Regions from separate parts of the Homo sapiens genome. Here region 2 is linked to region 1. A link is a loop called in an ENCODE intact Hi-C map of the cell type or tissue named here. Cell type or tissue: Calu3. All regions are shown on one strand. Links, peaks and the distances in the headings refer to the core of each region. The heading gives the core; the rest is flanking DNA.

Evidence for each region. A loop is a pair of places that touch in the nucleus more often than their neighbours do. Peaks named below come from ENCODE experiments on the same cell type or tissue, not always from the same donor. Only the 100,000 strongest peaks of a DNase experiment are listed, where the experiment ranks them.
Region 2: a loop joins it to region 1, with 2.1 times the contacts of the local background. A loop is called at or near these places in 1 of 110 quality-filtered maps.

What each region holds. Positions count from the first base shown.
Region 1 is chr1:238,055,771-238,072,222 of GRCh38, reverse strand. No RefSeq gene overlaps it. Among named protein-coding and RNA genes, the nearest start is that of ZP4, 170 kb to the right of the region's middle. In Calu3, for the core only: no CTCF peak of the experiment used is centred there; DNase peaks (open chromatin) are centred at 8,512 and 11,892.
Region 2 is chr1:238,396,142-238,412,593 of GRCh38, reverse strand. The region is part of intron 3 of LOC105373220 (a long non-coding RNA gene); the gene reads right to left. Among named protein-coding and RNA genes, the nearest start is that of LINC01139, 82 kb to the left of the region's middle. In Calu3, for the core only: no CTCF peak of the experiment used is centred there; no DNase peak of the experiment used is centred there.

The DNA.
Region 1 (16,452 bases), core at 3,896-11,895:
GATACCTAACTTGTATAGGAAGTACTGTTTCTCGTAGGCTTTTTTTTTTTTAACATTTTAAGTGTATTACTTTGAAATCACAGTGTTTTCTCCCTTTGACATGCTAACACTTAGTAAGCACTGCCTTTATGGAAGCAGCTTTTTATAAGCATACTTCACTTTTTGAACCTATCAGTAATTAGCTTAATATAGAAAGACACAAAAAGCTCCATATTGTATCCATTTGGCTCAGGGAGATTCCTTTGCCTTACCTTTCTTAAAACTCCTTACTGCTGATCAAAGTTTAAGCACCCATCCTTTCGTAATAAAATATTGGATGATGATTTATCTGGTTCAAGGAAGAAGCACTATATAGTTATCTATTGAGAAATTATTTTGCAGTAGCTTTAGTGAGACTGTCCCATCTGTACAGTACACAGGCAGGCATTATCACTCTTCACCTACTCTCAAAATAGTGGCAACTTGGCATTCATTCCGGTAATATTGGACCTTGTTTTATAGCTGAATGTATAAAAAAGATTCAAGAGAGGTGAGGTTTGTTCTTTCCAGCGAATGGTGGACCAAGAGATGCAGAGTGGAGGGCTAACAAAGGAAAGAGCTTCATTCTTCAAAACAGAGTGATGAAAAACACATTCTGAAATGCAAAGTATTTTCATTTTTATTTATTCTCTTCATTGTTTTTTATTTATCCAGTGATTACACTTGGCCATTTATCTAGACGTTCAAGGAAGGCAAGTCTATTATGATTATGATGAAGGCAGAATTATTTTTCTCTGTAGAAAGACAGATACTACTTTATTAGGGAAGTTAGTCAAATGCAGTGAAAACTTGCAAATGGATGAATGCTAGTAAAAAGTGATCCTACAACATGCTTTTACCTCAGTGTATGGTTTATGGAAAGATCATAGCTTAAAATCTTGAGAAATTTGGGACATAAAAGTTTTTATGGTAGGCAATTCATGTAGTGTATGAATTAACATAATGGAAAACATCTGATTCTATTTTTAAAACTAACAAATCATTCCCCTTCATTTAAACACCTTGTTTTGTTTTACTTAAATGAGATTGGAGTCTGAATGGAAAGTCTCGTTTTCCAAGGGATTCTGAGAAATTTTCGTATTTAACAGTTGAAAAGCGCTCTACTGTTCTAGTTCATAAAACTCTTTTTTGATGTAGATTTGAATTTTCTATACAGTTCTATTGTCTTCTTTTACTAGGACTGTTAACTTTTGTGATAAAATTCAAATAAGATTTTATTTCTTGGTAATTCTGGCTTTCCAAATTTATCTTTAAACCCTTGAGCAATCTATATATAATTAAGAGATTTCTGACATTTATTCTTAGACTAAGTGAATCAACCCTAGGATTTAGGCATGTTAACTTTACTTGTGTTGTGTTTTTAATCTCTCCAGAGTTACATGTAGATAGCTTTTATTTCTGTGCACTTAAAAATCCCATTTAGAAAATATCTACAAATTAAAATGGAGAGGAAATAGAAATGTATTTTTTCATGAACATTTTGATACACATTTCATCAAGTTTATTGATTCACCAATGTCTTACATCAATTTGAATTAAGCATTCAAAGAGAAGGGAGCATTCATTGTTGATATATATGGGCTTTTAGAAACTCCATCTTTTATAAATAATCAAGTTTGGGCCTCACAAATTATATTTTTATCATGGAAAAAATTTCAACTCCTCAAGGCATAATGTTGAACAGAATTGGATTATTTTCTTTAGAATTTCTTGAAGAGGCAAATGAAAGCTTATTATTGAATACATGTATTTTCTTGGAACATCAACATCAGTATACTGTTAGCAGCTATTGTATTTAAAAATAAAGTATATTTTTACTATCCAAAAAAACAGAAATATATATGAGTGAATTTGTACACTGCAGTGTTTTTTATAATTGCAAAACATCAGAGGAGTATTGTTTTAATTACACAAAGAACCTAAATGCCCCTACACAGGAGAGTGGTTGAGTAAACCTCCATGTGATGTAGTATTACACATATAAAGAAGGATGAGGAAGATCTCTATGAAAGGATACCAAGTGATTCCTGTGATATGATATTAAGTGAAGAAAGTAAAGTGCCCATACTATTGTAGACTACCCTTCATGTAAGAAAAGGGTAGAATAACATAGACATGTATCTGTTCATTTCTGTAAAGAAATGCAAGAAGTATAAACCAGAAACTAAAAAGAGTAGTTACCTATGGAGGGTAGGTGTTAACAGGATGGAAAAATGGAAAAAAGAAACAGGAATGGGTAGTGACAATTCTTTGAATATTCTTGTTTCATAGCTGTAATTCTTAAAACTTCTATAAGGTTTCACATATTATAAAATATCCCAAAACATGTAAACAGTTAAATTCAGCCAGGATGGAGAAAGAAAGACTCAACATAAAATAACGCAGTAACAAATGAGCCTAAATGAATGAATACCTTAATACCACTGAAGATGTTGAGAAAGAAAAGAATTAACCAAACAAAATATCTTTGGAAAACAATATTTTAATTAGACATTGTAAGGCTAAAGACAAAACTCTATACAAAAAAACTGTAATCTAATTAGTAACTTTGTTTCTCACAGGATTTTGGTTTAGCAATTCTAAAGCCATTTTATATTTATGCTAGGATTGAACAAGTAAGTAAATATAGGCGATAATTAGAGCCAAGTTTCTCATTGTTTGGGAACATATTCCTTACAAATAAAGAGTGAGGGAAGACTGGAATGAAATGTGTAGTGTGGGGGTTGGAATTAAAGGTATCAATTTGAAGAGAAGCAGGATACTTTCACAGTGTCAAAGTATCTCCTCCAAGATATTTATGAATTACAAAGTGAAAAGAGAAACTTCACAGTTAAGAAATCCAGCAGACACCACCTTAACCAAGTGATAAAGGTTAACATCACCAGCAGTAAGACATATGAATACCATGTGCCCTTGATATGATATACTAAGAACAGCACAGCCTGTCTGTGACATACCTGGCAACAGTGCCGCACCTCAATCGAATCGTGAGAAAACATTAGACAAAGCTAAGTTGAAGGGCACTCTACAAAGCAGCTGACCAGCACTCTTCAAAAGTGTCAAGGTCATGAAAGACAAGGAAGGGCTGAGAAACAATCATATATTGGAGGAGACTCAGGACAAATAACAACTAAATGCTATTTGAGAACCTGTACTGGATACCAGAATAGAAAAAGGACATTCGTGGAAAAGTTGGTGAAATTTAAATAAGGTCTATAGTTGTGTTTACACTACTGTACCAATGTTAATTTCCTAATTTTGATCATTGTGTTGTGGTGACAAAAGATATTATTAAGGGTAGTTTGAAACTCATTTCCTTAGATACCTGTTGGCTGGTTTATAAATCAGTTTTAAAAGCTAGTCTCCACTTTTATACCCTGATTGATTTCTGGGCTCGTGAGATTTTGAGATCTAGCTCAGAGTCCTGGAAATTTCCTAAAATTCTATGGATGCAAAAGTGGAGAACCAAGTAGCAGCTAATGAGAGGAGAAATGTGAGAATAGCGGTATTATCTGCAAAATTGCATCTGTAATTTAAAGGCACTAAGACAATACACTTCATCCAAATTAATTAACTGTGCTACTGGAACCTGAAAGTCCATCATTCACTATTAACGCTTTTTTATTTTTAAGTCCATCATTAGCTACATGAGCTAGACATAAAGTCTTTTGTTCTTTAATAAAATGTGAGACGAGATAACACATGAACTCATCATCAGCTATTAACACTTCAGTGTGTGTTTATTCATGATGCTCTTTAATGTGAAGACCACGTCCTTAGAATAGAATCCTGTAGGAATAGGGCTCAGGACATTCATGCTTTAGAAAGTGAAGGATACAGGGACTGTGCTCAAACATCAACTCACTTGGATGGTATCTGACCCCGTCTGGACTAGGTGGCCGTCAAGTGCTACACTCAGCCTCCTGGGATTTATATGCTGTAGCATTTAAGCGCTGTCACCCTCTGTCTCCCTGACTCCCTGGTGGCAGAATTTTTCCTCCATTTTAAAAATTTTATTTTTAGAACCTAGGATGATGCCTAATAGTTACAAGATATACAATATTACATTGTCAAATGATCAAGGGAAACATTTCATAGTCCTTAATCTTTCTAGTATAAAACATCAAACAAATTTCATGTAGAATATCTCTTGGTAGCTATTAATATTGTGAAATTGTCTTTGTTTTAAACACATTCACACATTATGATTAATGTATTTTAAGCATATTTATGTGAGCCATCTTTACAAATTCAATAATTCCTTTTCTAGTAAACACTAAAACCTATTAAATCAATAACATTGATTTATGTATATATATATTGATTCATAACCTAAATATATTTATATTTTATACACATTTATTTGCATGCTGTAAAATATAAAATTTAGATATATTTTTCTGTAACTTAATAGGTATCTTGGCAATTCAGAAAACAAATTTCTGCTCCAGAGCTGCTCTGACTCAGGCATCTGTTTCCTTTAGGTGTCTGGTTGAGAAAGTACTCAGAGGGTAGAGGATACTTGAGCAGGGTAGAGACCCATTAGACAATTTTGTGTGGAGGTCAATACAGGAGGTAAATTGTCTACTTTGGTTAGAAGGTGCCTGGTTTATTCACTGAGACTTGATTACAACAAAAGATAGAGTCACACAGATTGGAGTGATTTGGAAAGTAAAAGAAAATGACAAATATTCAGTCTAAACTTCCAGCTACTACTCAAGAGAGCATTAGGAAATATAAACAAGAAGACCTTCAAATAGGAAGAGCTTTACACAAAGTTCTTTTAAAAATAGATTTCTGGGATGGGCGTGGTGGCTCATGCCTGTAATCCTAGCACTTTGGGAGGGCAAGACAGGTGGATCACCTGAGGTCAGGAGTTCGAAACCAGCCTGGCCAACATGACAAAACCTCATCTCTACTAAAAATACAAAAATTAGTCGGGTGTGGTGGCGGGTGCCTGTAATCCCAGCTACTCAGGAGGCTGAGGCAGGAGAACTGCTTGAACCCGGGAGGTGGCGGTTGCAGTGAGCTGAGATCCTACCACTGCACTCCAGCCTGGGTGGCACAGTCTTGACTCCATCTCAAAAAAAAAAAAAAAAAGGAATTTCCTACTTCTATCATCAAATATTCAGGTATAAAATAGTTAAGTTGGTTAAATTTGCAAATCCCTATCTTTCCACTCAGTTAGCTGTAAGACCATACAAATTTAAATATCTTATGTGTTGGCTTTCAGCAAGGAAATATGAAACTGAGTATACAGCGTTCTTCTCAGCCACCAGCCTATTGTTCAGTGACACTTCCCTGAACTGTGTTAGACATGATAAAGGTTGCAAAGAACACTGCATAGCCTCATCCATGCTCATGGTAAGGAAAAGACTGAATGTATAGCAACAAAGAATACAAACCCATATGGGAGTTAAATTCCATCACAGTCAAGCAATTGTCACCTATGCTTATCCATGCACTTTATTCACCAGGACAGAAGCAATGAGGGGCTAAAAAAACAGATGCTCAAATGTTCAAGTCTAAGCTTCACGCCAACCTCCTCTAAAAAAATTCTCCCTCTCAAAAAGTTTGCTTAACTATCTCATCCAGTTCCCTTTATTATCAGCCCCCTTTAATTTCCACCATCCCTTTATCTTTCCACATAATTATTTTATCTATGAATATTTGATGACAGTTTGCAAGAAATCCATTTTCAAAAGCTCTTTTCAGAATATGCCTCTGAGTTTAATAATCTTAATGGGGTAAGCCTATTTTTAAGCTGAATAGCTCAAAGCCTTATTATCAATTCAAGTATGCTTATTTATTTATTTGGAATCACATTTCAGCAAGAAGAGTCTCTTAGAGGCCTTTCCTCATTTTTCTGAGCTGTAATTGCAATATTTCCGATGCTGAAAACTAAAATCAAGTTTAAATAATTTTGGAAGTGTAACTTTTTTCTAGCATAATTTTTTTATTTCATATCATTATAGAATGTAACCCCAAATGCTGCATCCTTATACAGATAAAGTAATTGTTGGGTGTAGCATTGCTATTGCATTTAAAAGAGCTTATGTCCATAAATGAAGATACCTTCTAGGATGTAAATTGTTCTTTTAAAAATGCAACAATTTTTTAAGATGTACTTAGCTGTATATAGCCAACAAAATTGAGTACAGTGGCTCTTTTTGTGCCTTTGTACAATAGACCATAACATTCTGAGACAAAGTCAAAGGGCAGGAGGAAGGGTTGGAAGATGAGAGAATGGAGGGTAGTTGGTAGAGGATATTAAGGGGAGGTAAGGTCTGAAATCAAAAGACAGGAAGACCTGAACAGTGAGTTGTAGGAGCTCTCAGATAACTGTGGAAAACATACACATAAATCCTTGTAGTATGAGGTAAACTCCATATATAGAACAGGCTACCCAGTGCATGTGAGGCATGTTGCATATTCTTTTCCTAATCAAACCTGCCTTTTCTTCTTTTCACTTATGCCTGCTGTGAAGATTCAGAGTCACCACAGACTCTGCCTTGCTTCTCACTCCGGATCCCACACCCGCATCTCCAGTTGTTTCAACTGGGCTTCTTTAGACAGCTGCGCATTTTACAGCCCATGCCCTATGCTGGTTCTTTGAATTTATTTGTCTTCTCTAAGCCTGAATTTGTATCACATGTACAACCTTACAAAAAAGAAGCATCTCCCTCCAAAGAAATTTACAAGAAATGAAAGAGAATAAAGTGGGAAGCAAAAAGTAGCATCATAAGAAGTCACCTTGAAGAAATAAATGGCAGTTGAAATGAAATGAGCAAAGGATATACTGGCTCTTGATGTACAGGATGCTCCCACCAAGTGTCAGGAGTTCCATTATACAGGATCACGTGTCTTTCTTTATGACTCCAATCCTATTACTTAACTTTGCAATAGGGAATATTAAAGTCATCGTAAAACTCTAAGTGCTACTTAGATTGAGTTTAAGATTTAAGAATTCATGGACAGGCAATACTTGGAATATTTAATTATACCCATGTCTCAGAATGTAAATATTTAGACCTTGTTATACAAATAATGTCAGAACCACATTGTAAGTTGAATACCATTCCTTCTTCTTTTCTACTCCATATCTGTTGGGAGACTCTACAGTAGACACTGGGAGACCAAAACTCCCACTACAACAACTAGAAAAAAACAAATGAGGTACAATAGTCATATTTTTAAAGGTATCAGAGATCTGTAGAAGTCACAAAGGTTAGATAAATTAAAATTTCAGTAAGCAGAGAATCTCTTGAATGTGAGCTATATGCATCTGCCAGAAAAACAGAACCCATAAGAGATAGATGCATTAAGAGATTTGTTACAGGAATTATCTTACACAATTGTGTGATGGGCTAATCAAGTCTGAAATTCATAGGGCAAGTGGTCAGGAAAGGAACTCACAAGAACTCCAAATAGAACTCCATGGGTCGAAGCTAAAGCTGTTGTATATGGGAGAATTATTTGTTCTCTTGGGAAAGCCTCAGTTCTGCTTCTAAGGCTTTCGGCTGGTTATGTCAGGCCCACCTGGATTATCCAGAATTATCTTCCTTATTCAAAGTCAACTGATTAGGTACTTTAATTACATCTGCAAAATCTTATCACAACACCTAGTAGTGTTGACTGAAAGACTGGAGACTGCAGCCTGCTCAAGTTGATACATTAAAAAAAAAACCAACATAGTCTGTCCCTTGTTAACTTTGCACTCTGCTAATAGTGCATGTGAATCATTATTCGACCCATGCTGCAATCACTTCTTACTCCACAGGACTGAAGCACAAGAAGATTCTCCCAAATCCCCTCAAAGGGTGGGTGACTTTAAGTAATTGGCAATACTTGGAGCCTGTCCAGAATCTGCTATTCTCTTAGCTCAAGAAGCACAGTCTTGATTGTCCCCATAGTAGAGGCCATAAAAGTTTTAAGTGTTTATGATTTATAATATTATAGGTATTTGTGATATAGTTCTGTGCCTATCTCTTCATTTTGAGGATTTCCCTTAAGATATAGGAAGGCCAATTTATCTACCTCACTTAATTTCATATAAATATATTGGGGAAATATCCTTTCAAATGGATAAAGAGGTTTCTTTTTCTCTTCAAAGATGACACAGAATATTTTTCCTAGAGAAAATTTACCTGGTGTTCTCCACCAACCATTACATGTTTTTGGACCATCCCCTGTTTTCTGCTGAAACTGCTCCAGTACTAAGTTTATATTAAAAAATATCTGTATAACCCAAAGCCAAATCTCTCAGAAAATGTCTTTCAAGGTTGTCAAATGAAGTAGAATCTGAGGGGGAAAAGGGCTTCCATCATTTATTTCCTTTGGGTATACATTTATTGAATATTCTGATGTCCATTTTGTCAATGTAGAGGCAGTCCACAAGATCATTTCCAGCTGAATAACTCAGGCTGCCTGGTATTGATCCACACTTCCTCCTGAGATCTGCACACCTGGCAGTGAGCCATGCAGACCGCTAAGTCAGAGGCACTGTCTCAGCCATTGGCAAAGGGAATGACTCAGCTGTGCATCAACCATGAGCTGGGTTTAATGAACATTGAAGCAGAAAATTTACCATCTGGCTGGCCACATGCATGCAGTGTCAAGCAAAACTCCATCAGCAGCACTCATTGCAGCTGAACTATAGCAAACCTGGTTGCACGCAGAGCCGGCACCGCATCATCTACACCAAACCCTGTGCTTAGCCCTGCAGTCTGTACAGCTCCACTTAACAATGACTCCACGGAGCAGCCCAGTTTGCAGTAGCAGGAGCCTCCATCAGCACCAGTAAAGGCCAGTCTCAATCTCACAGGCCTTCAGAACCCCCTCACACAGAGGATATACCCCCATGTTGAAAGACTGAACAGGTGTGCATCCAATTTCCTCATCTATCTGCCCTCACAATGAACCCCAGGTTTTGATATGCTCCAAAAGTGCATGCTCAAGAAGGGGATCACCTAAAATGGTAGGCACTTGATTTACTAAATCCAGATGACGAAGACATCTGTCTTCCTTACCCCTTGGAAGCCAACTTTTTAAAGGCACAGGACCTACTCTCCATTGGTGTTCTGATGCTAAAACTAGCCAGATCTGGCATTAAGTTTGGAGGCCGCCTTCACCCTCACTCACACAACAGACTCTGAGCCATCTGCTTCCAGAGAAAGATAGCTTTTCAAGTGACCGGGGGTACCCTAAAATAGTCAAGATCCCTTCACTGGAGCCGTCTAGCAGCTGGAGGCCTGAAGATCAGGCTAGATTGGAGTATTTGTAAACAGTCAGACTTACCTGGTCTACCTTGTTTCTAAAATCAGCAGCCGAGAAGGAGCAGAGGAAGGATGGAGCATGCAAAGTGGCACAGCTGGATAGTGATGGTCTATCCAGGGTGAGCAGACCCTGCCACTCGAAATACCCAAGGGCAACTGCAATGCCCACCACAGCTAGGGGGATCCATAGGAAACGAGCAGCTTGCGTGGAGAGCTACCACTGGCGCCTGGTCAAAGACCCCATCCCCACTTGTCTAAAGTCTCAGTCCACTGCATTTATCCCTCATGCCAAGTCTCCAACTTCCCCTCAAAGTTCCAAAGCTATTACCAGATCAACTTGTTGCTGGAGGGCTCAAGAGGCTCTGTGGATGCCAGTGTGATCCCAGGAGAGTCTCTGCATGCCAGTGAGACCCCAGCCCAGCTAGTTTCCAGATTCTTGACACAATCACAAGAAACAATTCAGAGATGAGTCAGAAGGAGGTGAAAGGCAGGAAGCTTTTATTGTAAAGCGAAAGTACACACTGAAGAGAGAAGTCCAGGCATGCTTGTGAGAACAAGTCATGCATACAAAGCTTGACTTTCTAATTTTATGAGTGTTTCTTTAACTGAAATGTGGAATAATCATTAGATGTTCTGGAAAAGGAGATGATTTCAGGGATGTGCCTGCACTCCTACCGCCCCTTTCTCCCCTATTTGGGTTTGCCTGGAAGAGTCATGGACATGTCACACGACCAGGATTTTGGCCATTTTCTCTCCTTATTTTGGATTTTCTGTTATCCTGTGGTTTCTTTGCCTAGTTTCTGTTTTAGCTGTTGTTTGAGGTTTTCCATTTTCCTGTAACTACCCAGTGCCATTTCTATCTCATGTGGACACAAATGGGGACATTCTCTTCCCTGAGAGGTCATTATCTCCATAAATTGCTCTTCTGCCCTAACAGCTCCACCCTTTCATGCCCTAGCATATGCCCAGAAGTATGTTCTAAGGCCACACCTAAAACATAGGCATCTATTGATTCTGCTCAGTGATTGGGAGGATGGGGTGTCTCTAACCATTATTTCATTTGTTCCACAATCCCGATCTAAACCACATTGTCATTCTGGTCATTCTGGCCAATGCTGCCAACTGCACCAAAGTAACAAAGAAATAAAGGTTCAGCCAGGTTCTCAGATTATCAAGAGTAACACATCAGACCCAGTTAACGTTATTTTCATCAGGGATAAATGATGCTATGAATCCATTTCGCCCCCCTGGTGCTTTCCTTGTTCTTCTTGGAGGTGTATCCAAAAGCTGGTGATTTCAGCAGCTTATATAGAATGGGAAATCTTCGAGGTGAGAGAAGCCTGGAATTGTGGGCTTAGTGACCATACACTATTTTAAACTTTCTTGGGAGAGATGAGTGAGACAGTGACCTCAAGAATTATTCTATTATCCTAAAACAAAATTTATAGTTGCACTATAGTTATAAACACCTTCTAGGTGAGGCACAGTGGCTGACACCTGTAATTCTAGTACTTTGGGAGGCTGAGGCAGGAGGAAGCTCAAGGCCAGAAGTTTGAGACCAGGCTGGAGAACACAGCAAGACTCCATCTCTACATAAAAAAAAAAAAAGGTAAAAATTAGCTGGGTATAGTTGTGCATGCCTGTAGTCTCAGCTATTTGGGAGGATGAGGTGGAAGGATCGCTTGAGCCGAGTAGTTCAAGGCTACAATGAGCTGTGATTGTACCAATGCACTCCAGCCTGACCAACAGAGCAAGATACTGTCTCTAAAAATAAAATAATTTTTTTCTTAAACTTCTTTACTTCTGTATTTTATTTCTTGCTGTGTCATTGGCTTACTTAAGGATTTGATGTATCAGTATGGGTTATGATTTGCCTTGTGGATGATTCTTTTTGTGTTATTTTTCTATACTTACAAATCTTTTTACATGCTATTTAATGAAAAAGATCATATAATGGAGAAAAGTAAGTTATTATTTAAATTTTATGCTTGACGGACATAGGGACAATAAAAGTACTTTTCAGAGTAACAAAAATGTTCAATATCTTGAAAGATATATTAGTGTCACAGGTATATGTATTTGCCAAAACTCATCGAATTGTACACTGAAGATCTGTGCATTTCCAATCGGAAAGTACTTAATGCAACAGAACTGTGTACTTAGAAAAGGTTTAAATGGCAATTTGTACATTATGCATTTTTAACCATAGTAAAAAATAGATCTGTGCATTTCACCATATGAAAATATATCTTAAAAGAAAGATATTTTAAAATCCTATCCTTGTGTTAATTGACCATCTGCAGAACGTAAGTGATTGTATATTATACACACTACTTCCAATCCATGCTGTCTGAACTCTGCCTGTGATATGGGATTTTTATCCTTTCAAGGTGTATTCTTTTCCTGTTCCATTCATTCAGGCACCCTACTAGCTGCCTGGCACTGCTTTCAGAGAAGAGTACCTTCAGGGAACCACTTCTGATGCTTCTTTCACCACTTCTAAGGATTGTATAGCTGCCCGGAAGTCCAGGCAGCAGTTTCTTTCCACAGCCACACTTAAGTGATGGAATGAGGACCCCATGCCATGCTCAGTAATGACTGTGGCCTTGGAGAAGGAAGTGTGCAGCTGTTCAGCTGACAAGTGTGAGATAACCTGACAATGAGTTACTGAAAAGCCTGCTCTCATAAAGGCTACCACAGCAAGGCAGTAACCAGTAAAGCTTTTGTGGTTTTTCATTTCTCACCTCAAGAAAAAAAAACATATATATATCGATCTTTTTGTAGAAAAAAATGTGTACATTGAATACAAAAATGCCTTTGTCAAATGAGAATGTTTTCAACAGGAGTTCACAACAGATAAGGCAACAAGTTAACAGTCTCAGAGTAAAAGAACAAGGGGAGGTCTACCTAGGAAAAAAATTGATATGGTTTGGCTGTGTCCCCACCCAATTCTCATCTTGAATTGTTACTCTCACAATTCCCATGTGTCATGGGAGGAACCTGGCGGGCAGTAATTGAATCATGGGGGCAGGTCTTTCCCATGCTGTTCTCCTGATAGTGAATAAGTCTCACGAGGTCTGATGATTTTAAAAATGGAAGTTTTCCTGCACAAGTTCTCTCTCTCTCTCTGCCTGCCACCATTCATCTAAGATGTGACTTGCTTCTTTTTCTTTTCTGCCTTGATTGTGAGTCCTCCCCAGCCATGTGGAACTGGGAGTCCATTAAACCTCTTTTGCTTCCCAGTCTCAGTTATGTCTTTATCAGCAGCATGAAAATGGACTAATACAGTAAATTGGTACCAGTAGAGTGGGGCACTGCAGAAAAGATACCCAAAAATATGAAAGCTACTTTGCAGCTGAGTAACAGGCAGAGTTTGGGACAGTTTGCAGAGCTCAGAAGAAGACAGGAACATGTGGGAAAGTTTGGAACTTCTTAGAGACTTCTTAAATGGCTTTGACAAAAATGCTGATAGTGATATGAACAATAAGGTCCAGGCTGAGGTGGTCTCAGATGGAAATGAGGAACTCATTGGGAAATGGGGCAAAGGTGATTCTTGTTATGTTCTAGCAAAGAGACTGGTGGCATTTTGCCCCTGCCCTAGAGATTTGCAGAACTTTTAACTTGAGAGAAATGATTAAGGGTATCTAGTGGAAAAAATTTCTAAGCAACAAAGCATTCAAGAGGTGACTTGGGTGCTGCTAAAAGCATTTAGATTTAAAAGGGAAGCAGAGCATAAAAGTTGGAAAATTTGCAGCCTGACAATGCAATAGAAAAGAAAATCCCATTTTCTAAGGAGAAATTAAAGCTGGCTACAGAAATGTGCATAAGTAACAAGGAGCTGAATGTTAATCTCCAAGAAAATGGGGAAAATGTCTCCAGAGCATGTCAGAGGTCTTCATGGCAGTCCCTCCTATAACAGGCCTGTAAGCCTAGGAGGAAAAAGTGGTTTCCTAGATTGGCCCAAGGGTCCCTGGGCTGTGTGCAGTCTAGGAACTTGGTGTCCTGTGTCCCAGCCACTCCGGCCATGACTAAAAGGGGCCAAGGTACAGCTTGTGCTGTGGCTTCAGAGGGTGCAAGCCCAAAGCCTTGGCAGCTTCCATATCGTGTTGAGCCTGCAGGTGCACAGAAGTCAAGAATTGAGGTTTGGGAACCTCCACCTAGATTTCAGAGGATGTATGGAAACACCTGGATGTCCAGGCAGAAGTCTGCTGCAAGGATGGGGCTCTCATGAAGAACCTCTGTAGGGCAGTGCAGAAGGGAAATGTGAGGTAGGAACCCCCACACAGAGTCCCTACTGGGGGTACCACCTAGTAGAACTGTGAGAAGAAGGCCACCATCCTCCAGACCCCAGAATGTTAGATCAACCTACAGCTTGCACTATGCACTTGGAAAAGCCTCAGACACTTAAAACCAGCCCATGAAAGCAGCCAGGAGGGAGGCTGTACTCTGCAAAGCCACAGGGTTGGAGCTGCCAATGACCATGGGAACCCACCTCTTGCTTCAGCATCAAGATCATTTTGGAGCTTTAAGATTTGACTGCCCTGCTGGATTCTGGACTTGCATGGGGCCTGTAGCCTTTGTTTTGGCCAATTTCTCCCATTGAAATAGCTGTATTTACCCAATGCCTGTACCCCCATTGTATCTGGAAAGTAACTCACTTGCTTTTGATTTTACAGGATCATAGGTGGAAGGGACTTGCCTTGTCTCAGATTAGACTTTGAACTGTGGACTTCTGAGTTAATGCTGAAATGAGTTAAGACTTCGGGGGACTGTTGGGAAGGCATGATTGGTTTGAAATGTAAAAAGAACATAAGGTTTGGGAGGGGCCGGGGACAGAATGATATGGCTTGGCCCCAGGGACAGAATGATATGGCTTGGCTGTGTCCCCACCTAAATCTCTTGAATTGTAACTCCCACAGTTCCCACATGTTGTGGGAGAAACCTGGTGGGAGGTAACTGAATCATGGGAGTGAGTCTTTCCCATGCTGTTCTCATGACAGTGAATAAGTCACATGAGATCTGATGGTTTTAAAAATGGGAGTTTCCCTGCATAAGCTCTCTCTCTCTTTGCCTCTTGCCATCCATGTAAGACATGACTTGCTCCTCCTTGCCTTCTGCCATGATTGTGAGGCCTCCCCAGCCATGTGGAACTGGAAGTCCATTAAGCCTCTTTTTCTTCCCAGTCTATGTCTTTATCAGCAGCATGAGAATGGACTAATACAAAAATGTTTTGGTTCTTTACTTTGTTTTCATTCAAATGCACTGGTATGTGTTCAAGTGAAGCCCTAGATTTCTAGCAGATATCATTTCTGAAGCCTTTAAATTTATCAGCTTTGATAGTGCTGGTTATGTTTAAAGTAATTTTTTTTCCTACATGAATTCAGTTGGTTGAGTCCTCTAAAATGATTCTCAGTGTCATACTCTGGTCCAGCATCTGGTCTGTATATCCTAAAACTGAAATTCTTCACTGATATAATATTTTTCAAAAAGAAAAAAAAATCAATTCTGTAGAAAAGTAGAATGCATACACTATAAAAACAAACGTCATTTTTAACCTGGGTCTTCTGATGTGAAAGTTTAAATTCACTGGCAAACACAAGTTCTCAGAAAAAAAAATGCAGATTAAAAAAATGAAGCTAAATTTTACCAGATTAAATTGTTTAAGAGTTGGCTTTAGGTTTTAAGATTTAGGACACCTAAAATTAATAAAAGAAAGAATAAAATAGAGCAAAGGTGTCTTAGCAAACTACATTTAAAAAGACTAAGAGGTTTTAGTTGACTATGAGTTCATATAAATAAACAGTGGTATAACATTGTTTTATACATATTAAATTAAAGAAATTGACAGAGGTGAGTCTCAATAATTTTAGAGGTTTATTTTGCTAAGTTGAGGACATGCTGAGGAAAAAGGAACACAAAATCACAGGCAATATCTGTGATTCATGCTTTTTCCAAAAAGGGTTCAGGGACTTCTGTATTTAAAGAGGAAAGAGCAGGCAGTAGGGAAAAGAGAAAGAAAAAATGGGGGCAAGGGTAGATAAAGGTGGCAAGCAGTTGCATTCTTTTGAGTCTTTGATCAGCTTTCTCTGAATTCACATTTTACATGTGAACGGAGAGATAAAGAAATAGCCAATTATGCATTCATCTTGTGCTCAGTGAATCTGCATTTTTACATAAGACAAAGTAAACATAGAGGAGAGGAAACAGTCAAATATGCATTTGTCTCAGGTGAGCAGATGGATGACTTCTAGTTTTGTCCTTTGTTCCATACCTGTGAACATAAGCTATTAATTTACTTTGTCAGGATGAAATTCAACACAACTGTTACAAGGTAAAGATCTTGGGGTCAGGCTGGGCACAGTGGCTCATGCTTGCAATCCCAGTGCTTTGGGAGGCTGAGGTCAGAAGATCGCTTGAGGCCAAGAGTTTGAGATCAGCCTGGGGAACACAGTGAGACTCCATCTCCATAAATATATATATATATATATATATATATATATATATATATATATATATATATATACACACACACACACACACACACACACACACATATATGTATACACACATATGTATATATATGTGTATATATATACACACATATATATACACATATATATACATATGTATATGTATATACATATATATATATAGAGAGAGAGAGAGAGAGCCAGGCATATTGGCAAGTGCCTGTAGTCCTAGCTACTCAGGAGGCTGAGGAGGTAGGGTTGTTGCTGGAGCCCAGGAGTTAGAGACTGCAGTGAGCTATGATTGTACCACTGTACTCTAGCCTGGGTGACAGAGTAAGACCTCTGTCTCTTATTTATATATCTTGGGGCCCACAAGGAATTTACTTGTGAGCAAACTGTGAGAGACGTATGTAGCCTTTTATCTTTGTAGCTATCTATTTAGGAAAAAATGGGAGGCAGCTTTGCATGACTCAGTTCCCAAGCTTGACTTTTCCCTTTGACATAGGGAGTCTGGGGCCCTAAGATTTTATTTTCCTTTCTAGATAGATAGATAAGCTTTTTTTTTTCAAATTACACAAAATAATTCTACAGTAACTGCATAATCTTTCATAATTTATAAGGAAGGTTCTTCTCATACTTTCCTCTGTTTAGATGATACTTGGAGAATG
Region 2 (16,452 bases), core at 4,387-12,386, 340 kb before region 1:
TTCCTTCTGTCATATATTTTTGTAGTGCATTCCCAAACTGACTCTGCACCCAGGCTGGAACTAGCCTTAGTCAATGAAACATCAGCAAACATGATTGAAGTAGAGGTTTGAAGATAGTCTGCATGATTGGTCTTTCTCGCTCTTGCATAGCTGCCAGCTGTTATTGAATAGATAACCGATGCAGTTAGTAAAGGATATTTAGCATTTGGTATTTGAGAATACCAAGTAAGGATGATTTTTTGAGGAAGAAAGAGTAACTATTAAATGGAGAAAACAACACATCACCTAGTGATTAAAATTAATGTCATCAATAAGGACAAATTAACATCATATATTTCTGGATATGATACTCAGGGAATACATAATGCATTATATTTATCTTAAAGAGAAAACACAATTGAGGAGATATTTCATGAATGTTTTTAGCTGAGATTTTGGAAGTGCTGAAGGTGCAAGTCAAAGATGATGGGTATAATTTTTTTAGAAATTTGCCTGTGTTGAGCTATGATTGCATTTAGTACGTTCTACTATACATAACTTGTATTTGACACTTGTTCCTCAATGACAGTGTGTTCTCCATAAAGGAAGAACATCTTAGAATCTTCTCACTCCCACCACCTCATCAAGTGCCTCCTACAGTACTTAGAACCTAGTCCACTTAGTAAATGCTTATTAAGTAAGCAGATGAATGAGTTAGTGTCAAGAGCAGTTATGTAATGGGCCCAAGGTCACTTAATCGGTAAATGGTGGTCTGTGTTAAACACTCTACTTCAGTGCCTCCCTCAACAAACTGATTTGCGGTTCATCATTTTAAGTATTATGACAGTAACTGAAGGGTGAGCAAGTATGCATGAAGCAAATCTTTAGGAGGATTGACAGTAAATATCTGTCAGTGTATCTCTAGATGACTAGGTGAAGGTTTTGATGAACAGATACAGGACTTCAGTATAACTATCCCGACCTGAATATGCATGCATGATGAGACTGTCCATTCAGAATATTCGATGCTATCAAGCAATTAATGGTTATTTGATATCTTAAAAGGATGTATTTGCTAACTGAGAGAATGAGAAACAAACGGTTAACCAGTTGCATGGAAGTTGTATTTCTCATGGTAATTTAGGGAATTTTATACATGTTTTGTTGTTTATGAGTTTTATTAATATGTATGCATCCTCTAAGCATCTTTAGGTTAGTTTAATGGAATTCCTAGCACTAAAAGTCTGAAAATATCATTTCCACAATAGTAAGATGTCTGGTGTGAACTTATATGAGGAAGCCCGCTAATGTTACCCTGTATTTCACATTATCTGTCACAAGTTATGAGTGCCATTCCGTTCTTTCCATCAGTAGTAATTGTGAGAGAACCAATGCTCTTTCAAGGGTTCAAAATAAAATTTTCCATTTTTTACCATCTTCACTGAACTAAAATAGAATGGGTTTTTAATAGAGCAATAATTAAACAGAACAAACTGGAAAACTGGCTTATGGTAGCATACCCAACTGATATTGTTGTCCATCAAGGACCCCATCGTCATGTTTCCTTTTGTTAATATGTGTGTGTATGTAGAATTTCTACCTTGAACCAGAGTGTTGTGTGCCTCAAACATTATACTTTTTTTTTTTTTTTTTTGACGGAGTCTCACTCTGTCACCCAGGCTGGAGTGCAGTGGCGCAAACTTGGCTCACTGCAACCCCAGGTTCAAGCAATTCTTCTGCCTCAGCTTCCTGAGTAGCTGGGACTACAGGCACGTGCCACCACGCCAGCTAATTTTTGTATTTTTAGTAGAGACAGGGTTTTACCGTATTGGTCAGGCTGGTCTTGAACTCCTGACCTCGTGATCTACCCGCCTCGGCCACCCAAAGTGCTGGGATTACAGGTGTGAGCCACCGCACCAGGCCATTGTACCTCTTAAAAAGAAAATATTTATAGAAGAACCAAATGAACTAATTAACATTCTCCAGGTTATTGTGACTTAGGAATTAAAGATAAAATATTCAGTACTCTGAGAAAAAAAAAAAAAACTTACTAGAGTTCAATTGCTTTCTCCTCAATAAATGTGCAAATACAAATGTGTTGTTGTTTTTTCTCATTAGGTAAAACATTTGCCTAGAATACCTTAAAAGTTGCATTAATTGCTTTGGACTCTCAACAATCCAAAAGGAAGCAAACAATGGGTTTACTAAAGTCCTCACATTTAATATAGTGCTTGGGGGAAAATAATCGGTGCCATTTTAAACACAGAAGCACACTTCTCTGTTGCACTAGTTTGTATTTCTCTGGGGTAGGATCTGCAACTAATTCTTCTCCCTCTCCCCCGGCCGGTAGCTTGCACTGTGCTTTCCTTAAGAAAGTTATTAAATCAACATCTCTCAACAGATTGTTTGGCATGACTGCAGGAAGGTCTCATTCATCACTGTGGTCTGTATTACATAAGACATCTGGAGTTGATGATACTTATTCACACTCCCATAACTTCACAGCTAGCTTGAACCACATCATGAATTAATAAAGGATCCTGAGTCTCCTAGAGCAATAGATATTCAAGGCTTTCTAATTAGAATAATATTTATAAAGTTCCCACGCGAGTACGTGCAATAGGCATAAAACAGAATGTATTGAGGCAATTCTTAGTCCTTGGGGAGTAACATTTTAGCACAACATGCTTTAACTTACCAAAGGACAACAATACAACCAAGACAATTCTGTAAATTGTGATTGAAAAATACCTTTCTGTTGCCAAAGTTACAAATTCACTTTCCAACCTTTTTAAAAGAATGGCATGGATCAGCTTTAAGCCTGCTCTATGATCTTTGCATCTTGTAGCTCCACTTGAATTAATATTCCAGCAGTGGGAGTAGTGGATTCACAGGAAGGAAAAGCAGAAATGATTTCATTGCCACTAAATGGGTGACCTCAGAAACTGAAATGAGTCACCCACCTATGGCAGTCCCTGAGTGGCTGTGACATCCAAGTTGTGTAATCGTCCAGTGGGATCTTCCTGCCCACTGCAAAGACAAAACCAGTTCACTGAGACCATGGCACTGCAGTGAAGAAAGAGTATAATTGAGGCAAGGCCAGCAATACCACTTGGGAGACAGTTATTTACTTGAATCAATTTCTCACAGAAGGCTCAGGAGGTTAGGGTTTCTCAAGGATATTTTGGTGGTCAAGGCTAGGGAATGGGGAATGTTGTGTGGCTGGGAATGAAATCATAGAGGTGTGGAAAACAGTCCACACTGGCTGACTCAGCCTCCGGGTGGGAGCCACAGGAATGATTGAATCATGAATCCTTGGCCTGGGTAGAGTCAGCTGGTCATCAGAAATGCAAAAAGTCTGAAAAGACCTCTCAAAAGGCCAATGTATATTCTACAATAGTGACGTTATCTACAGGAGTAACTGGGGAAGTTACACATCTTGTGACTTCCAGAACAATGGCTGGTTATCATTTAACTACACCTACATCTTAGAAGAATTCAGGCCCCTCTCCTAATATTAACCTTGCGGACTTTTATTAGTTTTACAAAACTGATTTAGCTTTGGGAAGGGCTATCATCATCCTTGCTTTAAGGTTAAACTATAAACTAAATTACTCCCAAAGTCAGCTTGGTCCATGTCCAGGAATAACCATGAACAGCTTGGGAGTAAGAAGCAACATGGAGTCAACTATGTCAGATTTTTCTCACTGTCATAATTTTGCAAAGGTGGTTTCAGTTGAGGGAGATAGGAACCATCATCTTCCTTCAAAGAGCTTTACTGGCTACTGGTTCCAGATCCTAAAATCTGCTCCGTGGAACAGTTGCGTTGTTGTAATTGCTGTTTTTATTAACACAAGTGTAACTGGCTATGTCAAACTACACTTGGCATTTAATAAAGTTAATGGATGTCAATAAAATTGGCATTAAATGAATATCATTTCATATTCAACACTATGTGTCTTATGAAAGCTAGAGTTCTCTTTTTTTTTTTTTTTTTTTTAATTTTGAGATAGAGTCTTGCTCTGTCACCCAGGCTGGAGTGCAGTGGCTCATTCTCGGCTCACTGCAACCTCCCTCTCCCGGGTTCAAGCGATTCTTGTGCCTCAGCATCCCAAGTGGCTGGGATTACAGGTGCGTGCCATCATGCCTGGCTACTTTTTGTATTTTTAGTAGAGATGTGGTTTCACCATGTTGGCCAGCCTGGTATCAAACTCCTAACCTAAAGTTATCCACCCACCTCGGCCTCCCAAAGTCCTGGGATTACAGGTGTGAGCCACCGTGCCTGGCTTAGAGTTATTTCTAAGTGATAGAGACCAAGGCTATGATTAGATGTTTCAGGGTATTGAGAAGAGTATACAACCTAGAGTTATTTCTAAGTTGTATACTCTTCTCAATACCCTGAAACATCTTCTAATCATAGCCTTGATCTCTATCACAGACTACATGAAGCATCTGGCTGTTGTGTTTGGATTTGACTTGCTTCTTCTTTCCTGAGCCACATTAAAAAATAACTATCAGATATTTTTCTTTCTTTTCCAAAACTAGGCTCTTCGCTCTTTCTAGTCTCTTGCCTAATTTATGCTTTTAGGGTTTACAAATTTCTTATTTGTGTACCTCACTCCATCCTCTTTCTTCTGTCTGAAATGCTTTTTCACGCTTTATTTTCTCTTCCCTTTTGTTAGACTCCTGCCCATTTAGTGAGATGTTCCACCACTGTTAGCAAAGATACCTGTCTCTTCCTCTTTCTTCACCCCAATGCCCAAGGAGTGACACTCTCTAAAAGATAGTGACACTTCTCTCCTTCCTCAAGATTCCCCAGGGCATTACAAATATCCTTAATCAAACTTACCACAATCTGCCTTCTACCAGAGCCCTGTTTGTCCTTGTCCAAATTTTTTTTTTATTTTTATTTTTTGAGATGGAATCTCGCTCTGTCGCCCAGGCTGGAGTGCAGTGGCGCGATCTCGGCTCACTGCAAGCTCTGCCTCCCGGGTTCACGCCGTTCTCCTGCCTCAGCCTCCCGAGTAGCTGGGATTACAGGCGCCCACCACCACGCCTGGCTAATTTTTTGTATTTTTAGTAGAGATGGGGTTTCACCGTGTTAGCCAGGGTGGTCTCGATCTCCTGACCTCGTGATCTGCCTGCCTCGGCCTCCCAAAGTGCTGGGATTACAGGCGTGAGCCACTGCGCCTGGCCTTGTCCAAATTTTTTTAACCTTCATATGGAAAGGTTATTGATTATAAATTCTCTTGAGGAATGTACTGTGCTACACACATTATCAAAATAGAAATTATTAACTTGAATTGTTCTTTCCAACTTGGATTTGGACACATTATATATAACCTATGAAGCCACTCAAAAGCATAAACCTTAATGTAATATTGTTTGAAGTATTACAGTTTGGAAGAGGACAGGCTCTGGACTCAGATACACTTTTGGTTTGAATTCAACTTGGTTTTTTTGATTGCTCTGTGATCTTTGGCAAGTTATTTAACCATTATAAACCTAATTTACTTCATTGGTAAAATAACAGTAATAATATTATACTCAACACTAAGCTGTCTTGAGGATTAAATGGAATAATATATGTAAAGTATTATTACTACCACTAGATGAAGTTATTAGTTACTAGATAGTTGGTATTCATTATCATTTGACTGATTAACACTTCAAATATTTCTCAAAAATTCTACAAGGTGAATGACGTGTTTCTCACCTTTCATATTTTAATCAATATGTATGGCATTAGCTTGGGTAATAATAAAGAGAGAAAAGCTTATTGCTCACTGTTACAGGCTTACACTGTGAAAGTGAAAACTTGAAAGTGATAACTGAGAGGTAAACAAATTAGAAAAAAGAAAAAATGAGGCTGCAGGTTGAAATGTGCATCCTGTTCCCACTTTGATAAGCGTGGTGGAATTTTAAAATGTTGTAATATAACTCACAGATATCTACTTATTCAATCTGCACACACCGTGCTAGGAACTGTGGGGTTGCAAAAGTAAGACATCACATCTGCTCTTCAAGACTAGACAGGTCCTGTGTAATTTGCTGCCTTCCAGTGTTCAAGATCTTTACTTATATAAATTAGAGCATTACAAGGAGGTAAGCAGACAATAAAGGTGAATAGAACAAAGAGCTAGAACTGGCAAATTTAAATAGAAGTGAGTTTTTGCTAAGTTTATGTATCACATACATTTTAGTGAGATAGGGCTGAGGAGGGAGGAACTAAATTGTTTCTGAAACAAGACCATTTGTAAGAGTATCTGAATGGAAACCACAGATGAAATTACCCAGAAACACACCAAGCAACTTGCTTCTATTTACAGCTAGAAACAATGGTGTTCACAATTCTATCTCTCGGAACATTTGTTGAATTATACAAATGAGACAGCTGTAGTGCACTGGCCTATAAGACAATGGGTACAGAGAAGGCAGCCAGGGTTAGAAACAATCAATGCAATTAAAGGGAGGTCAAAGATTTGTGTCAAAAAAGAACAGGGAACAACAAGAATTTGCCTAAAAATAGTGAGAACCTCCTATTAGTAGCTATATATAATGCAGCAGATTATATTCATGTCTACTATATAATGCAGCAGATTACATCCTGTAATCAAAGTCATAGGAAAATTCATAACTGGGAATGACTTGAGTAATAGCAGATAGAAACATCTGAGAAAATATGAAAGGAATGGAAATATAAATAGTGAGGGAACCAGAGATGTATTGCAATACTGCTTTAAGGGACTATGGTAGATTCTTGTCTATTTAACACCTGCTCCCAAATCATACTGAGTTCACCCCAGTCCTTTACGCATCCTGACTCTAATAGTGCTTCTCAGCGTTATTCCTTTTTGTATTGCCTGATTCCATACATTTCCAGGAAAAGTTAATAGGTTATTCTTTAGCTAAAACAAAAAGCATTCAAATTGTAGTGTTCAGTTGGTTTAAAACCAAATAAGCATGCAAATCCAAAGGCTTAGCTTACAACTAATCATTTTGAATATGATCATGAATACAATACTGTTAGACGTCTACCAGAATATTCAGTTTGTGATGTTGTATGTGGACATAAAAAGCAGTAACCCCCATACATTATATGTTCTAATGCCAGTGAATAATTCAATGTAGTACTCAATAATCTTTCATGAATCAATCATAAATGCTGAGAAAGAAAGAAATGAAAAAAATCTGAGTTATTTGTATTTGTAGGACTCTTTTTTCTTTTATTATCAACCAGTGGACAAAAAGTTTAGGGGAGTTTTTTTTTTACAAATTTCATAAAGCAAAAATTTAGCATTATTTTTATTGAATTATGCAGTAGCACGGATTTAGAATGATAGCACTGAGGTCTGACTAATCTTAAGCAACTTGCTTAATCCCTTTAAAGTATAACATTTATATGTGAAATGGAGATACATTTGCATAATGTAGGTTGCAGCTTTGTTATGAGAATAGAATAAGCTCATGTTGTAAAAATGTTAACAAATCAGAGAGTACACCATAAGAAGATGTGAAGAAAAGATACAAAATTTTTTGGAGTCGTTCCTACAGCAAATATTTATTGAGAACTGTTCTGTGTTGCATAATAGTCTTAGACTTGATAGATAAACTAATGAACAAAATAGATGAAAATCTCTACACTCAAAGATCTTAGGTTCTGGAGGATGAAAGTAACAATAAACAAGTAAGTAAAACACATAGCATGTCAGACGGTATTAGCCTCTATTTTTAAAACAGGGAAAGGGGATAACAAACACTGAGGTTAGGGAGGTTTGCACATTTAAAGTGGGTGAAAGAAAGAGGGTGAAATGATATTTCACCACAGATGGAAAAAGATAAAGAATAAGTCATGCTGATATCTGATGGGAGAAAATCCCAGGCAAAGGAAACAGAAAATGCAAATGCCTTGACTTGGGAATGAGCCTCCTGTGTTCAGTGAGAGCAGGAAGACAGTGTTGCTGCAGCAGAACCACTGGGGAACTCATGTTGGCTTCATAAGTCCTTGGAAGCTCCTGTAAAGATTTGCATTTTCCTTCCCTGAGATGAATGCCAGCAGAGGATATCTAGGCCGAGGAGAGACATGATCTTTTTTTATATTTTAAAGGATCTCTCTGACAGTTGTGTTGATAAACTGAAATGAGACAAAGGTGGAAATAAGAAGATCACTTAAGATTTATTGCAAAAACCAAGAGGAGGGATGGTGGTGGCTTAGATCAGGATGGCTACATTCAAGGTGGTGAAAAGTGATTTAGACTCCAGATATACTTCTTTTTTTTTTTGACAGATTCTCTCTCTGTCACCAGGCTGGAGTGCAGTGGTGCAATCGTGGCTCACTGCAATCTCTGCCTCCCAGGTTCAAGTGATTCTCCTGCCTCAGCCTCCTGAGTAGCTGGGATTACAGGCGTGTGCCACCACGCCCAGCTAATTTTTGTATTTGTTAGTTTCACCACGTTGGTCAGGCTGGTCTTGATCCCCTGACCTTGTGATCCACCCCCCTTGACCTCCCAAACTGCTGGGATTACAGGCGTGAGCCACCGCGTCTGGCCTCCAGATACACTTTAAAAATAGGATCAAGAGGATATCCTGGTGGACTGCATGTGACCTTTGAAGAAAAGGTAAGAATCATAGATAGCACCAATGGATGGAGCAACAAGAAGATTGAGTAGTCATTTACTGAAAAGGGTGAAACTGAAAGGATTAGGCTTAAGAATTTGGATTTGAATATATAAATTGGAAAGGGCTGAAAAGATATGTAGGAGGAAACATTGACTGCACAATTAGAATTATTTGCTGGGAGTTCCGGGAAAGCGCCAGGCTAGAGCTGTATACTTGGGAGCCACCAGTTTAGAAAAAGCATTTTATAAAGCAATTAGATTGGATGTGGTCACCATGAGAGTGAGCATGGATAAAGGAAAACAATCAGAAATTCATGGACTCAACACTATGGTACTTGAGCATTTAGAAGAGATGAGGAGAAACCTGCAAAACCAGATCAGTAGGAGAAAAATAGAAGACTGTGATGTCCTGGAAGCCGAGTGAAAAAGAGTCTTTCAAGGGGGCCTGAGAGGTACTAGTTACATGCATCATGACGAGAAATCAAGTCACAAAGAGAAAAATTAATTATTGGATTTAGCAACATAGGTGTTAGGGTGATGATGAAAAGAACAGTTTGACAGAAAGAGAAAGAGGAAAATTAACTGGAATGCAATCGAGAAAGGAGACGAGTTAGAATAGTGAAATGCCATAACACTAACTCTTTCATGGAGTTTTGTTGCAGGGATTGGGGCAAAACAGATAGGACAAAGGCTGGAGGAAATGGAGTTTGTGTTTGCTTATCTGTTTTTGAGATGAAAGATGCTGCAGTATGCTTTTAGGTTGTTTGCAATTATCCAGCGGAGAAGGAAAATTCAATGAAACAAGGATGAGTTGCTGAAGAAATGGTCTTGCTCAGGGAACACATTAAGCTTAAAAGTGCAAAGATCAACCCTACATAGGGATAAAGACCATTACCACAGCATTAAGAGGACTGGCATAAGATACAGATGGTCAGATGACAGAGCACGAGGAAATGCTCCTCTGGTGCACTTTTGTCGGTGAAGTAAGAATCACAGCCACAAATTTCCATAGCTCTTGCTATGGTTTAGGCACAGTTCTAAGGGCTGTATTTTTAATAGTCTTTAATGCTCTTAACAATCACGTGAGGCATTGTTATTATCCTCAGTTTACAGAGGAGAAAACTGAGACATAGAGAGGTTAAATGACTTGCTTAAAGTCACACTGCTAGTCAGGGACAACCATTAGGTGAGAGAAAGGTGAAGAGAAGAGAAAGTATGAGAGGACTGCAGGGCCTACTGAGGCCCTCTGTGAGGTTAGTGTTCCTGAAATTAAAGGAGTGGGCCCGGCGCAGTGACTCATGCCTGTAATCCCAGCACTTTGGGAGGCCGAGGCAGGTGAATCACCTGAGGTCAGGAGTTTGAGACCAGCCTGACCAACATGATGAAACTCCGTCTCTACTAAAAATATAAAAAAATAGCCAGGCCTGGTGGCGGGTGCCTGTAATCCCAGGCACTCGGGAGACTGAGGCAGGAGAATCGCTTGAACCCGGGAGGTGGAGGTTGCAGTGAGCCAAGATCGTGCCATTGTACTCCAGCCTGGGCAACAAGAGAGAAACTCCGTCTCAAATAATAATAATAATAATAATAATAATAATTAATTAATTAAAGGAGTGGGTATAACATACTGTGAGGTAGAGAACATTGAGTTCAATCATGGACCGAATGTGTGCTTAATGTTTCATTCTCTCTGGTATAAATATTAATTTCCCTTTCTTCATTTGTAAAAATATTAAAGATTAAAAATAACAACATATGCTAACAGAGTTGGCAGTCTAAAAATATAATCTTTCCTCTGATTTTTATTATTGGTAGCAATGTTTCTTTCCATCATTTCAACTCAGACTACCTTTCCCTTGCCAGTTATATCTTTCGACTGTTCATTGGCTGACAGCCAGCAATTTTGCTTGATTTCTAAAGTTCAACTTTTTTCTTTAGACATATGTTTCAAGAGTGGCACTTAACTTTTGTGGCCTCTCCACAAATCAATGAGTAAGAACTTTTCACTCTTGATATGGTTTGGATCTGTGTCCCCACTCAAATCTCCTGAGGAATGGTAATCCCCAATGTTGGAGGTGGGGCCTGGTGGGAGGTGATTGGATCTTGGGGACGGAGCTCCCCCTTGGTGCTGTTCTGTGTGATAGTGAGTGAGTCTTGGGAGATCTGGTCGTTTAAAAAAGTGTGCGGCATCTCCTCCCACCCTCTTCCCCCTGCTCCGGCTGTGTGAGGTGCCAGCTCCCCCTTCGCCTTTTGCCATGATTATAAGTTTCCTGAGGCCTCCCCAGAAGCCCAGCATATGCCAGCATTACGATTCCTGTATGGCCTGCAGAACTATGAGCCAATTAAACCTCTTTTCTTTATAAATTAATTACCCAGTCTCAAATATTTCTTTCTAGCAGTGCAAGAACTGACTAAAACAACTCTCTTCTTTAATTTCACAACAGTTCAGTTCTCAGGCCTTCAGAGGATCGGCAGCCACATAACTGAAGCTGGAGTTAACTTGAAACCTGTGGAGGGGGCTGGCTTGCAACAAAATTGTTAAGGAGTTTTGACTCCTAGTTCCCACACTTCATAGAAACATTATGCATGAATTATATCCCTCCGGCAAGTAGGATTTGGCTGTCTGCCTCTCCACCTCGTAAGAGGAGCTTTTGCTTAGAGCTGGCTTATTTGCACCCTGGTTGAGTTTTCGAGCCCTATTGAGAAGTGTACACAGTTACTATACTCATGTTGGGTTTGGAAACAGTGCAGCAATGCTAGATTCATTAGTATCTGGGAGTACAGAGCCAGGAGCCAAGTGTGTCATAATAATGATAACAGAAAAAAAAAATCCAACTGTAAATTAACATTTTGGCAACTCTAAAAGTAATGCTGGAAAAAGAATATTTGTATTATAACTGAAAAATAAAGTAGAGATGAGTAAAAGCAAAAGCATAAAATCTTAAACTGTGACTGATCTGAATTGGGAATAGCTTGCTTACTCAATTTTACATTTCACCCTTCTTCATAGAGTTGAAGATCAGTTTATCGAATTACTTGTGGGACTATAGAGCTATTTATAGTCATCCATTGATTCAAATGAATCAAATATTCATTTGGCAGTAAAGTTATCTAGATTTCGTTATATTCATCTCAATTCAAAACTCACCCTTCATTATTTATTCTTCCATATATACTTTCTGATCACCCAACTACTGATTTTGAAGACATATGTTATGTGCAACACTGTTGAAGATTTAAAGACATGTATGCATTACTTAATTCCCTGTGTTGTATTAGAAATAACAGTAACACAATCTTCACAAGTAGATAATATTTTTAAACTTGTTTCCTACCAAATAGCATGGTAGTCAAGAGCAGGAACTGTGAGGGAAAACGTCTGATTCTGAAATCCAGCTGTGACACTCACACACTCTATTACCTCCAGTGACTGACTTGTGCCTCAGTTTCCTGAGCTGAAAAATGGGAAATACAATAGCTCCTACTTCAAAGAAGTATTAAGGACGGAATGAAGTAATATACATGAAGTACTTACAACACTGCATACCTGTGATGTCTAATAATTGAGTGTCAACATGATTGGATTGAAGGATGCAAAGTATTGTTCCTGGGTGTGTCTGTGAGGGTGCTGGCAAAGGAGATTAACATTTGAGTCAGTGGACTGGGAGAGGCAGACCCACCCTCAGTGCGGGTGAGCACCAGCTAATAAGCTGCCATCGCGGCTAGAATAGAGCAGGCAGAAATTGGAAGGATTTGACTTGCTGAATCTTCCAGCCTTCATCTTTCTCCCGTGCTGGATGCTTCCTGCCCTCGAACATCAGACTCCAAATTCAGCCTTGGGACTCTTGGACTTACACCAGTAGATTTGCCAGGGACTCTCGGGACAGACTGAAGGATGCACTGTCAGCTTCCCTACGTTTAAGGTTTTGGGACTCGGACTGGCTTCCTTGCTCCTCAGCTTGCAGACGGCCTTTCATGGGACTTCACCTTGTGATCGTGTGAGTCAATTCTCCTAATAAACTCCCCTTCATATATACATCTCTCATATCAGTTCTATCCCTCTAGAGAACACTGACTAATACACTGCTCATAATAAGTACTTAATAAGAATTAGCTGTTGTTTTTATAATTATTACTATGGCTTGGTTATTACTATCTCATTATGCATCCTTGATGCCTACCACCTTCTCTTGTGTTTGATGACCCTGAATCAAATGTGAGAGAGAACCCTAGTGGTGGAAAGGTGCCAGCGTCATCCAGATCACACAGAACCACTGGTGTAACAGAGCGCCTCGTCTTGTGTTGGAGGCGTACATCAGGATTTATAGACAAACTGTGTCTCTTTGGGGAAAATCATCAACTGATGCAGTACCAAGTGTGTGTCTTGGGGGTATCCTTTCCTGGGTTGAACCCCCTCTTCTTCACAATATCCTATGGAAAAAGTGTGTCAGAGGGAGAGTGCAGATAGAGGAGACTAAAAGACATTAAAGAGATTGTCAAAAGTCAGAGGATAAACTCTTTTTCAACAAAAACGCCATTTTGTGGTGCTTATGTCAAAATATAGAATCATTATCAATAATATTGTTTTATGAAAAGCAGTATTTTGATTTTTTTTTTTTTTTTTTTTTTGAGAGAGTTTCATTCTTGTTGCCCAGGCTGGAGTGCAATGGTGTCATCTCGGCTCACCGCAACCTCTGCTTCCCAGGTTCAATAAATTCTTCTGCCTCAGCCTCCCAAGTAGCTGGGATTTCAGGCATGTGCCACCACGCTCGGCTAATTTTCTGTACTTTTAATAGAGACGGGGTTTCTCCATGTTGGTCAGGCTGGTCTTGAACTCCTGATCTCAAGTGATCCGCCCGCCGCAGCCTCCCAAAGTGCTGGGATTACAGGTGTGAGCCACTGCGCCTGGCGTGATTCTTTCCTTGAAAAATATAGCATGACTATAGAAAAGTGAATTAAACATATTTGTGTTTTTACATATCTGTATATTTTAACTAATAAAATGACCAAGCATGTCATTGCCAGTCAGGTGAGGAAATAGAACACCGCCAGCGCCCCAGGAGCACACTCATTGCGAGCCCTGCCCAGGCACAAGGGACGTCGCTGCCCTCTAAGAGCACCATTATCTTCACGCTGCTGATGATCATGTCTTATTTTTTCTACATGGCTTCACCAATTAGATATGCATTCTGAATATGGATTTGTTTTGCCTCATTTTGAACTTTATATGAATGACTCATACAATGTGTTTTCCTTTGTATCTTGATTTTCTTGTTTAACATTATGTTTCTGTTTCTTTCCAAGTTGGTGGATTGATTTTTTTTTTTTTTTTTTTTTGTATTTTTAGGGAAGGGAGGTACAAGCCTGAAATGAAATGTATTCTACATCCAGTATACTGGCACATATATGTGAGATTTTCTCTATACATGTAGGGATGAATTTATTTTTTCATATTTTTCCATATTTGACTTTATTAGATAATGTCAGATAGTTTCTTGATGTAATTTTACCAAATACAGCAACAGTGGATAGTTTCACTCGTCCACGTCTTCAAGAGCATGATGTGTTTTAGACTTTGTACATATACATGGTCTGTTGAGATATTTATGGTATTTGGGGGGGTTAATTAACATTTGTTAATTACATGTTACCAAGCATTCTTTGGACTGCCTTTTTGGTGAAATTCCCAAGCAATTATTTGGCTCAATATTTCTGTTATGCTTCCTGACTTTTCTTCATTAATTGATTTAAATTAAACCAATAATTTGATTTGTAGGAGTTCTCTGTAGGATCTGGAAACTAGGTCAGTTATATGTTGCAGATATCATCCTGTGCCCAGTAGTTCATCTTTGTGCTCTATTCATCCTGTCTTTTGATGAAGAGAAGTTCTTGAGTACAATGTAGTTGAATTCATTACTCTGTTACTTTATGGTTCATTCTCTTTGTGCCTTGCATTAAGAAATCCACAATGTCATGAAGCATTTTTCAATATTAGATTTATAATTTGGGTTTTAACATTTTTCCTCATTGTTCTTTTTTTTTTTTGAGACGGAGTCCCGCTCTGTCGCCCAGGCTGGAGTGCAGTGGCACGATCTCGGCTCACTGCAAGCTCCGCCTCCCGGGTTCACGCCATTCTCCTGCCTCAGCCTCCCGAGTAGCTGGGACTACAGGCGTCCGCCACCATGCCCGGCTAATTTTTTGTATTTTTAGTAGAGACGGGGTTTCACCGTGTTAGTCAGGATGGTCTCGATCTCCTGACCTCGTGATCCGCCCGCCTCAGCCTCCCAAAGTGCTGGGATTACAGGCATGAGCCACCGTGCCCGGCCCTCATTGTTCTTTAAAATTTTATGATGAACAATTTCCAATATAGAGCAAAGTTGAAGTCAGTGAGCACCTGTATAGCTTCCATCTTTATTCTATCTTCCCATATTACTATATGCCTATTTACTTTTCTATCAATTTATTAATTATTCTTTTTGATACATTTCAAAGTAAATTGCAGATGTCAGACCTCCCCAGAGATAATCAGCGTGCATCTTATTAACCAGAATCCAATATTTGTTTAGTTTTATCATTAGATGTATATTTACTTAAATGAAATGAACACATCTAATGTGTACATTTATTGAATTTTGAAAAGCATATACACCTCTGAAACCCAAACCTCTATAAAAATATAAAATATTCCATGAACTCAGAAAGTAACCTCATGTTCCTTCTCAGCCAATCCTTCACCCACACTTCCAAAAAAATTACTGCTCTGATATTTTTCACCATAGTTTTGCCTGTTTTACAACTTTACATAAATGAAAATTTTCAGTATGAATATGTACCATTCAGCAAATCTTTTTAAGGATTTTATATTCTTCATTTACATTTTATGTGTATTTGTAGTTTGTTCCTTTATATTGTTAATAGCATTCTGTTGTATGAATATGCCACAGTTTACTATTTCTGACACTATTCATCCTTTTGCATGGATCTAAATTGTATCTGGTATCATTTTCTCACTGCCTAAAGAACTTTCCTTAACATTTCTTGTAGTACAGATCTGCTGGCAAAGGAGTCTCTCACCTTTATTTCACCTTCATGTTTAAAAATTATTCATTCTAGGTATAAAATTCTAGTTTGACAACCTTTACTTTTTTCTGGAACTTCAAATATTCTATTTTTTATTTTTTCTGGGTTGCACTGTTTCTGGTAATAAGTCAGATTATAATTGTTATCTTCACTTTTCTATAAGTAATTAGTCTTTTTTTCTGCCTCAGATATTTTTCTTTATCACATAGTTTAAGCAATAGTTTTTGTGACTTGGTGTGGTTTTCTTTATATTTATTCTTCTTGGGCTTTATTGAGATTTTCTGATCTGTGGGTTTTAGCTTTCGGCAAATTTGCACAATTTGGGCAACTAATTTTTCAAATGATTTTGGCCCCACTTCTTTTACTCTGGAACTCCAATTACAAGCATACTTTCCTTGTCTTCTTACCACACATTTTAATATTCTTCAATTTTATATTCTTCATAATTTCTTGTGACACATCTGTCATTTCTCTTATCAGCACATTCTAGTCAGCTGTTAATCTTTCTACTGAGTATTGAATTTCAGATTGATTGAAATTTTTATTTTCATTTCCAGACATTCTATTTTTTCAAATATGCCTAGTCATCTTATAAAGTTCTATTGCTGCAAATAAACTCAAGTTTATGTTTTTCCCTGTGTGCATAATAAACTAGTTGTTGTGCAATCTCTTACAAGTCCAATAGCCAGAGTCCTTATAAGTCTAGGTTTTCTTTTTATTGCTTCAACAGCTTTTCCTTCTTTGTGCCTCCTCAACTTCTCAATTTGAATTTATGTTT